Linked DNA regions of Homo sapiens: region 1 is linked to region 2. A link is a contact called in ENCODE Hi-C or POLR2A ChIA-PET data. All regions are on one chromosome and are shown on one strand. Each heading gives the region's core, a stretch centred on a gene start or an enhancer-like site at or near the end of the contact. The rest is flanking DNA. Distances are from core to core; before and after follow the strand shown. Region 1 overlaps SARDH (sarcosine dehydrogenase). Region 2 holds the start of ADAMTS13 (ADAM metallopeptidase with thrombospondin type 1 motif 13).

Region 1 (6,349 bases), core at 551-3,050, 260 kb after region 2:
GGACGGTGTTCAAGGGAAGTTCCTCCCGGGGCCACTTCCAAAGCAGAGAGGTGGACCCGGTGTGAAACACATGAGCAGGGCACTGGAGACGCAGCTGAGGGCGTTCCAAGTGGTTCTCGGGGAACGTTCAAAGGAACAGGGGAACAGTCACGACATTCGGAGAATAAAGCAGTGTGTACAGACTGCATGGGATGCCCTGATTACATTTTAAAATCCACAGATAGTCACAGATGACGGAAAGAAGATGGCGGGCAACACACTCAACTGTCAACCCTGGTTTCTCTGGGATGGGATTAGAGGGGTTTTCGCTAACTCATTGGCAGGCTATGAATGTCCCCAACGGTCCTCTGAGATGCCGCTGACCACCATGTCCCAGCCAGATGAGCTTCGTGCCGCAGCTCACGAGACCTGCCCACAGACCCAGCATCCTTGTTCTGAGGGGGCAAGGGTCGTGCCCAAAGTGGGCTTGGTAGAAGTGAGGTCTGCACTCAGCCCCTGTGCTGAAACCCACGCGCAGTGATGGTTGGAAACTGCTAGAAGCGAGGTCTGCACTCAGCCCCTGTGCTGAAACCCATGCGCAGTGATGGTTGGAAACTGCTAGAAGCGAGGTCTGCACTCAGCCCCTGTGCTGAAACCCACGCGCAGTGATGGTTGGAAACTGCTAGAAGCGAGGTCTGCACTCAGCCCCTGTGCTGAAACCCACGCGCAGTGATGGTTGGAAACTGCTAGAAGCGAGGTCTGCACTCAGCCCCTGTGCTGAAACCCATGCGCAGTGATGGTTGGAAACCGAGCAATGAGCAGTATTTTATGCAGCCGTGATGTGCTTTTTACAACACCAGTGATTTTACACCAATGAGCAGGAGACTGTGGGGAGAGGCGGCCCCTGCACCCCCTGCACCCCCCACGCTGTGTTTGGCCTGGCCTGTTCCTCTGGGGGATGTCATCCCGGAAGCAGAGCCTTTGGGTCAGCTCAGCAAGCACCTGGCCTGGCCTGGCTCCTAGGCCACACAGGTAGAGGCTGACCCAGGCAGCCACTGCCTAGGCTTGGGGAGGCTGCCAGGGCCAGGAAAGGGCCAGCCCCAGGAGAGGGGAGGCAGCTGGAGCCGCCTGTCTGAGAACAAGTCCCAGCAGCTTGCTGGAGTGGCCGTGCGGGTGGGGGCAAGGCTGCTGGGCCTCAAATGGGAGGGGACGTGTTCCCACCTGGTCGTCTCCCCGTCCTGTAGCCAAACCAGACAGAAGCAGCACCTATGCCAAGCCTCAGCAAGGTGGGAGAACCCGCAGCCCCCCTCCCCTTCTGCAAACCAGAACCCAGCTGCAGACAAAGCTGGATGCTGCGTGGACCCCGGCCTGCTGGAGCTGGAGTCGGGCCATCTGAAGGCCGTGTGGCCTGGATCCAGCTGTGCTGCTCTCTCTGAGTGCCCACCCTCTCTGGTCCCAGCAGGCAGCTTTGCACCACAGAGGCAGGAAGCAAGCTAGACACAGCCGGCCCTGCTTCCTGCCCCTGTGCAGCCTCTGGAGAGGGGAGGTGAGAGCAGAGCCGCTGGGATCTCCCTAGTTTCTGGCCGCCTCCTCCCTGACAGTCATCGCCAGATTGTTTATCTGCTAACAGAACCCAGATTTGTCCCCCAGGACCTCCAGTCCCTCTGCAGGCCAGGACCTCGCTCCTCCCCAACCTTCCTTAGCATTTCCCCACCCAAACCCCAGACGAACATACAGGAAGGAGAGACAGGGAGCTGCCTCCAAACGCGGCCGTGCACCCGCCCACCCCCTCCTGAAGGCCACATCCGTGTCACTGACACATATCGGGGGCTTTCTGGGTTTCTTTAGCCGGGCGGCCCTGAGCAGCCTGGCCCATCCAGCCTCTCTGAGCTCCATCTGGGTAACATCCGTCATGCAGGGCGACATCTCCTCCAGCATGAGCGCTGGAGGGCTCTGGAGGCCCGGCCCCCGCTGCCACTACATGGCTTACAGCCCTGCAAACAAGCAGGGTGGTCATGCACTGAGGTTCTCAATGGGCGATCCTGCCCCCAGCGGACCCTTGGCCATGTCTGAACACACTTGTGGCTGTCACGACGGTGGGTGCCACTGGCACCTAGTGGGCGGCAGCCAGGGAGGCGGCCACACACCTGTGTCACACAGGAGGGCCCTCACAGCAGAGAGGATCTCCTCCAAACGTCAGTAGTGCTGAGGTTGGGAGACCCTGTAACAGAGCCGCCCGCACTATGGCGAGGATTACATGGGAAAGTGTGCTGTGATGTTCTCGGAACAGTGTCTGGCACACAGGAAGCCCTCGGCAAACAGGGGCTGCTGTGTTTACCATCCTCATCTCAGCCTCGAGAAGTCAAAGCAGATGCCAAGATGCCTGTTTTCCAACAAGGAAACAAAGCCCAGAAGAGGGTCGTGCTGGCCCAGAACTAGAATCTGGGCCCCGATCCTGGTCTCTGAGGGAGCCTCCTGCCTGGGGCCAGGTCCCATGGAGTGCTGGCTCCGGACACTACCACCATCTCAGAAGGGACGGGCTCTGGCCCCCAGGATACAGGCTTTCTAGAGTTGGTGGGGGACATGTGGGGTGCTGTTTGGGGACTGGCTGTGCTCCCACCCCAGCAGCCCCTCCTCCCACGCCCACAATGGCAGCTGGGAGGCTGCCACACGGAGCTCTCCGGAGCCAGCTACTGCTCAGCAGAGCTCGGCCCTCCCGTTTCCAGGAGGTCACTTGGCCTCGGGAGGGCTGCCCCGCGCCTTTCAGGAGGGGATACAATAGGTGGCGATGCAGGCAGTGAGGCCAAGGCCACCTTCCCTGGGACTGAGTCCCTGGCATGCACCAGGCACCGAGGAGGGATGGAAGACGCTGTGACTTTGATCCACATGACCTCTCCAAGCTCCCAACAGCCTGTAGGAGGGCCGCCTGGTCCCACTGTCCCCCCTTCACAGTTGGGGACCGAGGCCCAGGGAGGCAAAGGAACCTGCCCGAGAGCCCCCAGCCCCCAGATCCCCCGGCGCACCCCTCACACCATGCTGCCACCCACGACCCAGAGGACGTGGCCAGCTGGAACCTACCAGGTGCCCTGCGGCTCTCAGTAGCTTGTGGGTGGAGAACGGGAAGGCCTCGTTGCTCAGGTCTGCGTCCAGCACCTCCTGCAAAATGGCTCGGCTGCAGGCAAGAGCAAAGTCGCTCAGTCAGCAAGTGCTCACGGGTGGGGCCTGGGCAGGAAAGGCCCCGGGGACCTGCCATGAGTGGGATAAGTCCCTGTCCTCATGAGACAGATGACAATAAACATGGATTAATAAAAATACACCAAGACAGATGTACGTTCCAAATATACATAAGACAGCCACCTTCCAACGGGGTAACGCTAGGGCTAGCAGGACCCCTGGGGGAGGCCAGACTTGGAGATAGCTCTAACGGGACTCGCGATTCTTAGATGGGGAAGTGAGGCCAGAGTGGTTATCTAACCATAGAATGCCCTTGAAGCCCACAGGCCAGGAGGAACAGAGCATCTGGACCAGGTCCACAATCCACAATCCACATCCCCAGGCCTCTCCAGGTTTCCAACTCTTCAGAGGCCAGAGGGGCCTCAGCTGCTGCTTTGGTAGCCACGGCCCGAGAGAGGAGCTGGCTATGGTGGCCTCAGTGCTGTACAGAAGAGTAGAGTAACTTGCCCAAGGCAGAGCCGGATTGGAGCAGATTCCGGCCTCCTCCCAGCCCACTGCAGAAAGTGCTCTTCCCAGACACCACCCCGCTCTGTTCCCTGACCTAACCCTCCAACTGGGCACCTCGGCCCCAAAGTCCTCTGCCTGACATGGGTGTGAGACGCTCAGGCTGCAGACTTGGAGGAGGTAGAGAGCTGGGCTTAGCACCCAGCAGGTGCTAAGAGCCATTTCAACCTCCTAGGGGACTGTCACCTACCGAGGGCAGGGCTGCACCTGAGTGCCACAGTGCTATGAGGGCCCGGGAATGTTCCTGAGCACTGGACACTCAGTCCATACTGGACAGTTTGCACAGACTTGCTGGGTCCACCCCTGCTTTTAAGCTCTGCGAGGGTGGGGATTCGCTCCCCACTTTCCCTGCTCCGTGGTACCCAGCACCACATCTACTCTCACACTTGCGCAAGTACCGGAGACCTCACTGGAGCCAACACCCATGGTCTCCCAGGAAGCCCTCACCTCCTGGGCACCGTGCCCACCTCCAGGCCTAGCCCTCTTGTGCCCCTTCGCATTCTCACCCCTTCCCCTGTCACCACTTAACCCTTTGTCATCCTTCAGCTCTTGGCTCAGCTGTCACCTCCCCCAGGAAGCCCTCCCTGACTCCCTAGGTCTTGGGCAGGTACTCGTTGTCCAAGATCCCACAGTCTCCTGCCAGGGTGTCTCTCACATTGGTTGTACCCACCCCCAATGCATCCACCCCCAGGAGCTCCGTGCCAACAGCATCCCCCTATCCCAATGTGCCTGGCACAGAGCAGGCTCTCAGTAAATAGAACTGACTGTGAACACCCTGGCTTGGCACAGCAGGGTGAGGCCCCCATTGCTAGGAGACGCCCCCCCACTTCTGTCCCTCTGGGATCCCAGCAGGTGTTGAGGCTGCAGGGTGGGCTGTCCAGAAGTACTGCTGACCCTAATCCCAATCGTCACAGTGCTGGGAGCCGCCACCCACGTCAGCCTGAGGTGCTCAGCTGTGGTACAGTTGGCCAAGACCCTTATGTAACCACTCAGCACCCACGTGGTGCCAAGCCCTGGAGAGTGATACCAGTGCCTCAGACCTGACAAGCACATGCTCTCTGCAGCCTTGAGTGGCAGCCGCACGGAAGGGACCCTGGGGCAGAAGCCTGGAGCTGCCACCTGGTCCAAGGCTTTGAAGGGCTCTGACCCAGGCTATGGGCTCAGCAACCTCAGGGGAAGCCCAGTTCCAGGGGTCCACGAGCTTCCCAGTCAGAGGCCCCGGTTCTAGTCCCAGGCCCTGTACTTACCCCTGAACCCTACCAAGCCCCAGTCCCTCATCTGTGATGCCACGGGCCACTGTGAGGAACCAGCAAGAAAGCACACAAAGCCCCTGGTGCTAACCATGACCACAGCGATGGCCAGTTCTGGGCTGCACGACACCGTCTCTCCCAGCCACGCAAGGATATTGGTTTTGGTTTGTTTTGTTTCATTTTGGCTTGAGACAAGGTCACCCTGTCTCCCAGGGCGGCTTGCAGTGGCACAATCACAGCTCGCTGCAGCCTTGACCTCCTGGGCTCAAGCGATCCTCCAGCCTTGGGCTCCCAAGTAGCTGCGACTACAGGTGTGCACCACCGTGCTGAGCTAATTGAAAAATTTTTTTGTTGTTTTTTTAGAGATAGGATCTCGCTATGTTGCTCAGGCTGGTCTCAAACTCCCGGACTCAAGCGATCTTATCACCTCGGCCTCCCAAAGTGCTAGGGTTGCAGGCATGAGCCACCGAGCCCAGCCTCTACCAGCACAGGGGGCTATTTGAGTTTACATCCACTAGTATTAAAAATGCAGTCCCACTAGCCACATTTCAAAGGCTCAGTAGCCACACAGGGTTTAGTGGCTGCGTGTTGGACCACTCAGTTATGGAGCATTTCCAGAAAGTTCCATGGGGCAGCAGCTCACACAGCCCCTACTCCATTGTCCAGTAGGTGTGCTGAGCACGTCCTGAATAACAATTCCGAAAGTGCAGCCTTTATCAGCAGCACCAGTATTATTATTCATCTAAGAAACTTTGGGTTATTTTTGAAAGATAGAGGACATTTTGGAGGAGAAAGTTAAGAAATTACCAGGAGGCAGCGAGCTCCTCTTCCCGCCCTGGCTGCCTCCCCCGCCACCGCCTGGAGCAGCTTATAATGAGGCTGGGCGCACCGGCCGCCCCCGGGCCGCACCTTGATCGGTCCATCTGCCACCTCCTCCCTCCACGGCCCACCTGCCTCCCCCACACTAAAAATATCCCCACTCCCTGTCCAAGGCTGGCGTGGCAATGAAGCCAGAGGATTCCAAGGACCAGGCCTTGACACCCCTCCCTCTACCCCAGAGATGCGGAGGTTGGGGTCACCCAGGTGAGAAATGAAAAGCACACAGCATCGCGGCTGCCTGTGGGCCAGGCTGGGGACTGCATGATTCCACCGCATCCCAGTCCCTTTCCCGGCAGCTGCGGCCAGCACCCTCCACTCTTCATCATGCACGCGGAAGCTGTCTCTGTCCCCTACCCTCCCCCGACCCTCTCAGCACACCCCATCCACTGTCGGGTGCTATGAGCCTCGCCCAGTCCATGGGAACCACCACAACGCCAAACCCTCGCCCGTGAGCCGCATGGACTCAGCTCATCACTCCCTCCTGGCATCCCTGCCTCGCCTGG
Region 2 (4,658 bases), core at 2,139-4,638:
TATAGGTGCACGCCACCACTCTCTGCCAATTTTTGTATTTTTAGTAGACCTGGGGTTTCGCCACGTTGGCCAGGCTGTCTTGAACTCCTGACCTCCAGTGATCCATCCGCCTCGGCCTCCCAAAGCGCTGGGATTACAGGTGTGAGCCACCGTGCCCGGCCGGGAGTGGGTAGATTTGATGTGCGTGTGTAACAGGCAGAGGTTGATGGAGTAACAGGGAAGTGAGGCTCCTAGGATTTTGGTCTGAGCAATTGGGTGTGGCCATTTATCATCTCAATAAATGTCTGCGGGGAGCAGGGTGAAGTATGGGGGTGGAGCCATGAGCTCCTTTTCACACTTGCTGAGTTTGAACGGGCCGTCAGTCACCAAGGAGAGACGTCTAATCAGCAGCAGGATATAAGATTCCTAAGCTTAGGGAAGGGTCAGTGCTGGAGATGTAATTTGGAAATCGTCAGCACATAATTAGTGTTGAAACATGAACCTGGGTTAGTTCATCCAAAGAGAGAGTACCAATATAGGGAGTGAAGGGTTAAGACCAGATAGCAGGTGCTGGGGGCTCTCCAGGGGCGAAGCAGCAGAGGAGGCTGAGGGGGAGCAGTCAGTGCAGTGGGAGGAGAAGCGGATGTGAGTGGCATCAGAGAATCCAGGGGGAGAATAAACCACATCAGATGCTGCTGAGAGGCTGAGAAGGACGAGGACAGAGAGATGGGAACCAGATATGGCACTGAGATTGTCAGCAAGTCCACCGAAAAGGGTTTTCTTTTTTTTTGTTTGTTTTGAGACGGAGTCTTGCTCTGCTGCCCAGGCTGGAGTGCAGTGGCGTGATATCGGCTCACCACAATCTCCACCTCCCGGGTTCAAGCGATTCTCCTGCCTCAGCCTCCTGGGTAGCTGGAACTACAGGTGCACGCCACCATGCCCAGCTAATTTTTTTTTTTTTTTTGAGACGAAGTTATGCTCTTGTCGCCCAGGCTGGAGTGCAATGGCGCAATCTCGGCTCACCGCAACCTCCACCTCCCGGGTTCAAGTGATTCTTCTGCCTCAGCCTCCCGAGTAGCTGGGATTACAGGCATGTGCCACCACGCCCGGCTAATTTTGTACTTTTAGTAGAGATGGGGTTTCTCCATGTTGGCCAGGCTGGTATGGATCTCCAGACATCAGGTGATCCTCTCGCCTCAGCCTCCCAAAGTGTTGGGATTACAGGCGTGAGCCACCGCACCTAGCCTAATTTTTGTATTTTTGAAAAGAGACGGGGTTTCACTATGCTGGCCAGGCTGATCTCGAACTCCTGACCTCATGATCCGCGTGCCTCGTGATCCACCTGCCTCGGCCTCCCAAAGTGCTGGGATTAAAGGCGTGAGCCACCACACCTGGCCCAGGTTTTCTTTTTAAAAAAGGAAAAAAACTTTGTTCCAGCAGTTTGTAAACCAGGGCAATGCAGCCTTCTGTACAAAGGTGCATTCCAGGGAACAAAGAGAACAAAGAAAGAGGTCGTCTTTTGTAGAGAACTTCCTGCCCAGGTTCCCACTTTGGTCCACTTATGCAAATGAGGAAGGCACACTTGCTTAGTTCTGATTGGTTAATACTTGCTGAGTTCAGATTGGTCGATGCAGGTCACAGTCGATGGGTTGATTCTGGCGGCATAAACAGGAACAGATAGCTGTGAAACCATCCCAGAGTTAAGTGAGAGTGGGGGCTTTCCAGGAACGCAGAATGTGTGTGTGACCCTAGTCAGCAAATGGCTGCTAGGTCCTACTTTGAATTTAGGCCCAGTTAGTAACTTGGGATCCATCAAGAAGGATTGGCTCTTTCAGGGTTCACAAAGTTATTGGTGACCTTTTAAAGATCAATTTCAATGGTATGTGGGAATTGAAGGCAAGGAAGTGGAGATAGCCACTGAAAATAATGTTTCTAAGTTCTTAAAGACAGCCAGAAACAGGGCTATGGCAGGAGGACAGTGTGGGTCAAGGGAAGGTTGTTGATTGTAATCAAGAGACACCAGAGTGTCTGGGCTTGGTGGCTCATGCCTGTAATCCCAGCACTTTGGGAGGCCGAGGCAGTCAGCTCACCTGAGGTCAGGAGTTTGAGACCAGCTTGGCCAACATGGCGAAACCCCACCTCTACTAAAAATACAAAAACTAGCCAGGCGTGATGGCGGGTGCCTGTAATCCCAGCCACAAGGGAGGCTGAGGCAGGAGAATCACTTGAACCTGGGTGGCGGAGGTTGCAGTGAGCCGAGATCGTGCCACTGCACTCCAGCCTGGGTGACACAGCAAGACTCTGTCTCAAAAAACAAACAAAAACCAAAAAGAGACAGGAGAGTCATTCATGCTGATGGAGTGAGCCAGGTACCAGGATCTCGATATCTAAGCATGCCCCCTTCTCCAACAGCCTCCTTACCTTCCTGCATGAAAGCACACCCTTCCCTCCAGTCCCCCATTCCTTTATTCTGCTGTATTTTTCTCCATAACACTTACCACCTTTGAACATACTACATATACAACATGTGTCTGTCTAGCAACTTTGCTGTCTGGCTCTCTTCCCTAGAATTTAAGCTGTGAGAGGCCGAGGCTGCTGTCTGCCTGGCTTGGGGCTGCTTTCCTGGTGTCTAGCACAGAGCCTGGCCTGTTTCAGGGGCTCAGTGAAACATTTGTTGGCTGAAGGAATGAATGAATGGCTCTAGCAGAGGGGCAGAAACTAACGATGCAGGAGGAGAGAGCTGGGAAGGGATCCAGAGCCAGGGCCTGGCAGGAAGTGTAGGTGTGTCCTCCCTGATCGCAGAGGAGGAGAGAGGCTGCACTTTGAGGGGTGGAAAGACAAGGTGAATCCCCCTGCTGGTCATCAGCTTGTGCGGCTCTGTGGGTGTAAAAGAGTGGTTTGGAGCATGTGAAGTGAGTCTTCCAGGAGATGAAGGGGATTGCCAGGCCGTTTGTGATGATGCTGAGATCTGGTGCCGTGCAGCCTGCTTCTGCGACTCTCCTCATCAGGCGCAGGCACAGAGTAGGTGGAGAGTTGAGCCAGAACCACGATGTCTTTGGCACAGCCTCTCATCTGTCAGATGGGAGCGGGGACCCCGGAGAGGGAGTCAGCCGAGGTCCTGGCATTCCTTGTGAACCCCCGTCTGTGGGTTTCTGGTCCAGTGTCCCTTCTCCAGATTAGATGGCTTAGGCCTCCTCTAAGGGGGTGGGCGTGCACATCCGGAGAGCTGTCTGGTGTGCAGGACTGGGCTGCAGGTTACCCTGAACTGCAACCATCTTAGAGCAAGGCCCAGCTTGCAGCAGGAGGAGCTGCAGGCCGCCCACCCTAGCCACGGCCCCTGCCCTGGCAGGAAGCTTCCAAGAGTAAACACTGCCTAATCGTCCCGCCCAGTAGTGAGCAGGCCTGTCCCATTCCATACTGACCAGATTCCCAGTCACCAAGGCCCCCTCTCACTCCGCTCCACTCCTCGGGCTGGCTCTCCTGAGGATGCACCAGCGTCACCCCCGGGCAAGATGCCCTCCCCTCTGTGTGGCCGGAATCCTTGCCTGTGGCTTTCTCCTGGGCTGCTGGGGACCCTCCCATTTCCAGCAGGTGGGCTCATTTGCAGGAGCGGGGGTATTCTGGGAGCCTCTGGGTGGGGTATTCTGAGCTACCTGGGGCGAGGGGAGTGCCAAATAGCTGACTACATCAGCTTTGGGGTTTGCGCTGGGCAGGGGAGTCTGTACTTGGGGCTTTGGGGGATGAAGTGTGCTCACTGAAGAGGGAGTTGGTGTCTCAGTACGACCTGCTCATTCGGTGAAGCTGAACAGACAGATACTAGTTTGTCCCAAACTGTGTAGGTTGCTCTTCTCTGCCTCTCCCTTCCTCTCCCTGTCTCTGATTTCCCCCTCTCCTTCTTGGTTGGCCTCACCCACCTCCTGCCTCCTGTCTCCCTCTTCATCCATCTCTTTTTGTTCTTTTTTCTTTCTCTCTCTCTCTTTTTTTTTTTTTTTTTTTTTTTAAGACATGGGGTCTTGTTATGTTGCCCCAGCTGGTCTCAAACTCCTGGACTCAAGTGATCCTCCCACCTCGGTCTCCCCAAGTGTTAGGATTACAGGCCAGAGCCACTATGCCCGGCCCCATCCATCTCTTTTTGTCTTGCAGAGTTGTCTTCAGGCTTTGGAGCCACAGGCCGTGTCTTCTTACTTGAGCCCTGGTGCTCCCTTAAAAGGTACTTGTCCTGGTGTCTTCTCTCCCGGGGGGAGTTTCTCAGGACTTTCAAGGGGTATCTCACCACTGAGTCAGTGGTCTGGGATTTTTGGTGGATCTGGAAGGAGAAGGTCAGAGAAGCTGCTGTCAACCCTGTTAATTAACTCTGTTACTTCCTGCCAAGTTGATATAAGCTGGTCTGGGTGTTCCAGCCAGGCCAGGGTTCTCACCCTAGCTTCTGTTAAATATCACAAGGGAACGGTCACCGATTGGCTGGCCCCTCCTGCCCCATGGCCTCTGCTGAGCTGGCTGATTTTCAGGAGCTCTTGTGGTTTCTGACCGTGGATGTAAATATTTATTCCTTCTGTGGGAAACAAGATAGGTACTGGCTCAGGCTACCTCCTAAGGCCATGGATTTCCTTATGATAAAGGCCTGTCCCCATTGCCCACAGGCCCATGTCTGTGACCTTCTCCGGTGCGAGCCCCCTTCC

Evidence for each region. A loop is a pair of places that touch in the nucleus more often than their neighbours do. ChIA-PET counts read pairs that join two places held with the same protein, here RNA polymerase II (POLR2A).
Region 1: a map of breast epithelium shows a loop between it and region 2 (4-fold over the local background). The contact joins the enhancer-like site here to the promoter of ADAMTS13 in region 2. A Hi-C loop is called at or near these places in 1 of 168 maps with a recorded cell type or tissue (breast epithelium). POLR2A ChIA-PET finds 5 or more read pairs at or near these places in 2 of 52 experiments (activated T-cell and naive thymus-derived CD4-positive, alpha-beta T cell).

What each region holds. Positions count from the first base shown.
Region 1 is chr9:133,682,136-133,688,484 of GRCh38, forward strand. It overlaps SARDH (sarcosine dehydrogenase), which reads right to left. Exons shown (of 21, transcript NM_001134707.2): 17 at 3,058-3,151. Among named protein-coding and RNA genes, the nearest start is that of DBH-AS1, 28 kb to the left of the region's middle. RefSeq lists an enhancer at 3,273-3,773. Within about 2 kb of position 1,801, at least 13 of the 41 ENCODE cell types and tissues checked have a DNase peak (open chromatin) inside an H3K27ac peak, as active enhancers do.
Region 2 is chr9:133,418,979-133,423,636 of GRCh38, forward strand. ADAMTS13 (ADAM metallopeptidase with thrombospondin type 1 motif 13) reads left to right here and starts at 3,389. Exons shown (of 29, transcript NM_139027.6): 1 at 3,389-3,570; 2 at 4,123-4,189. The coding sequence starts at 3,466. RefSeq lists enhancers at 2,544-2,683, 2,914-2,963, 3,084-3,143.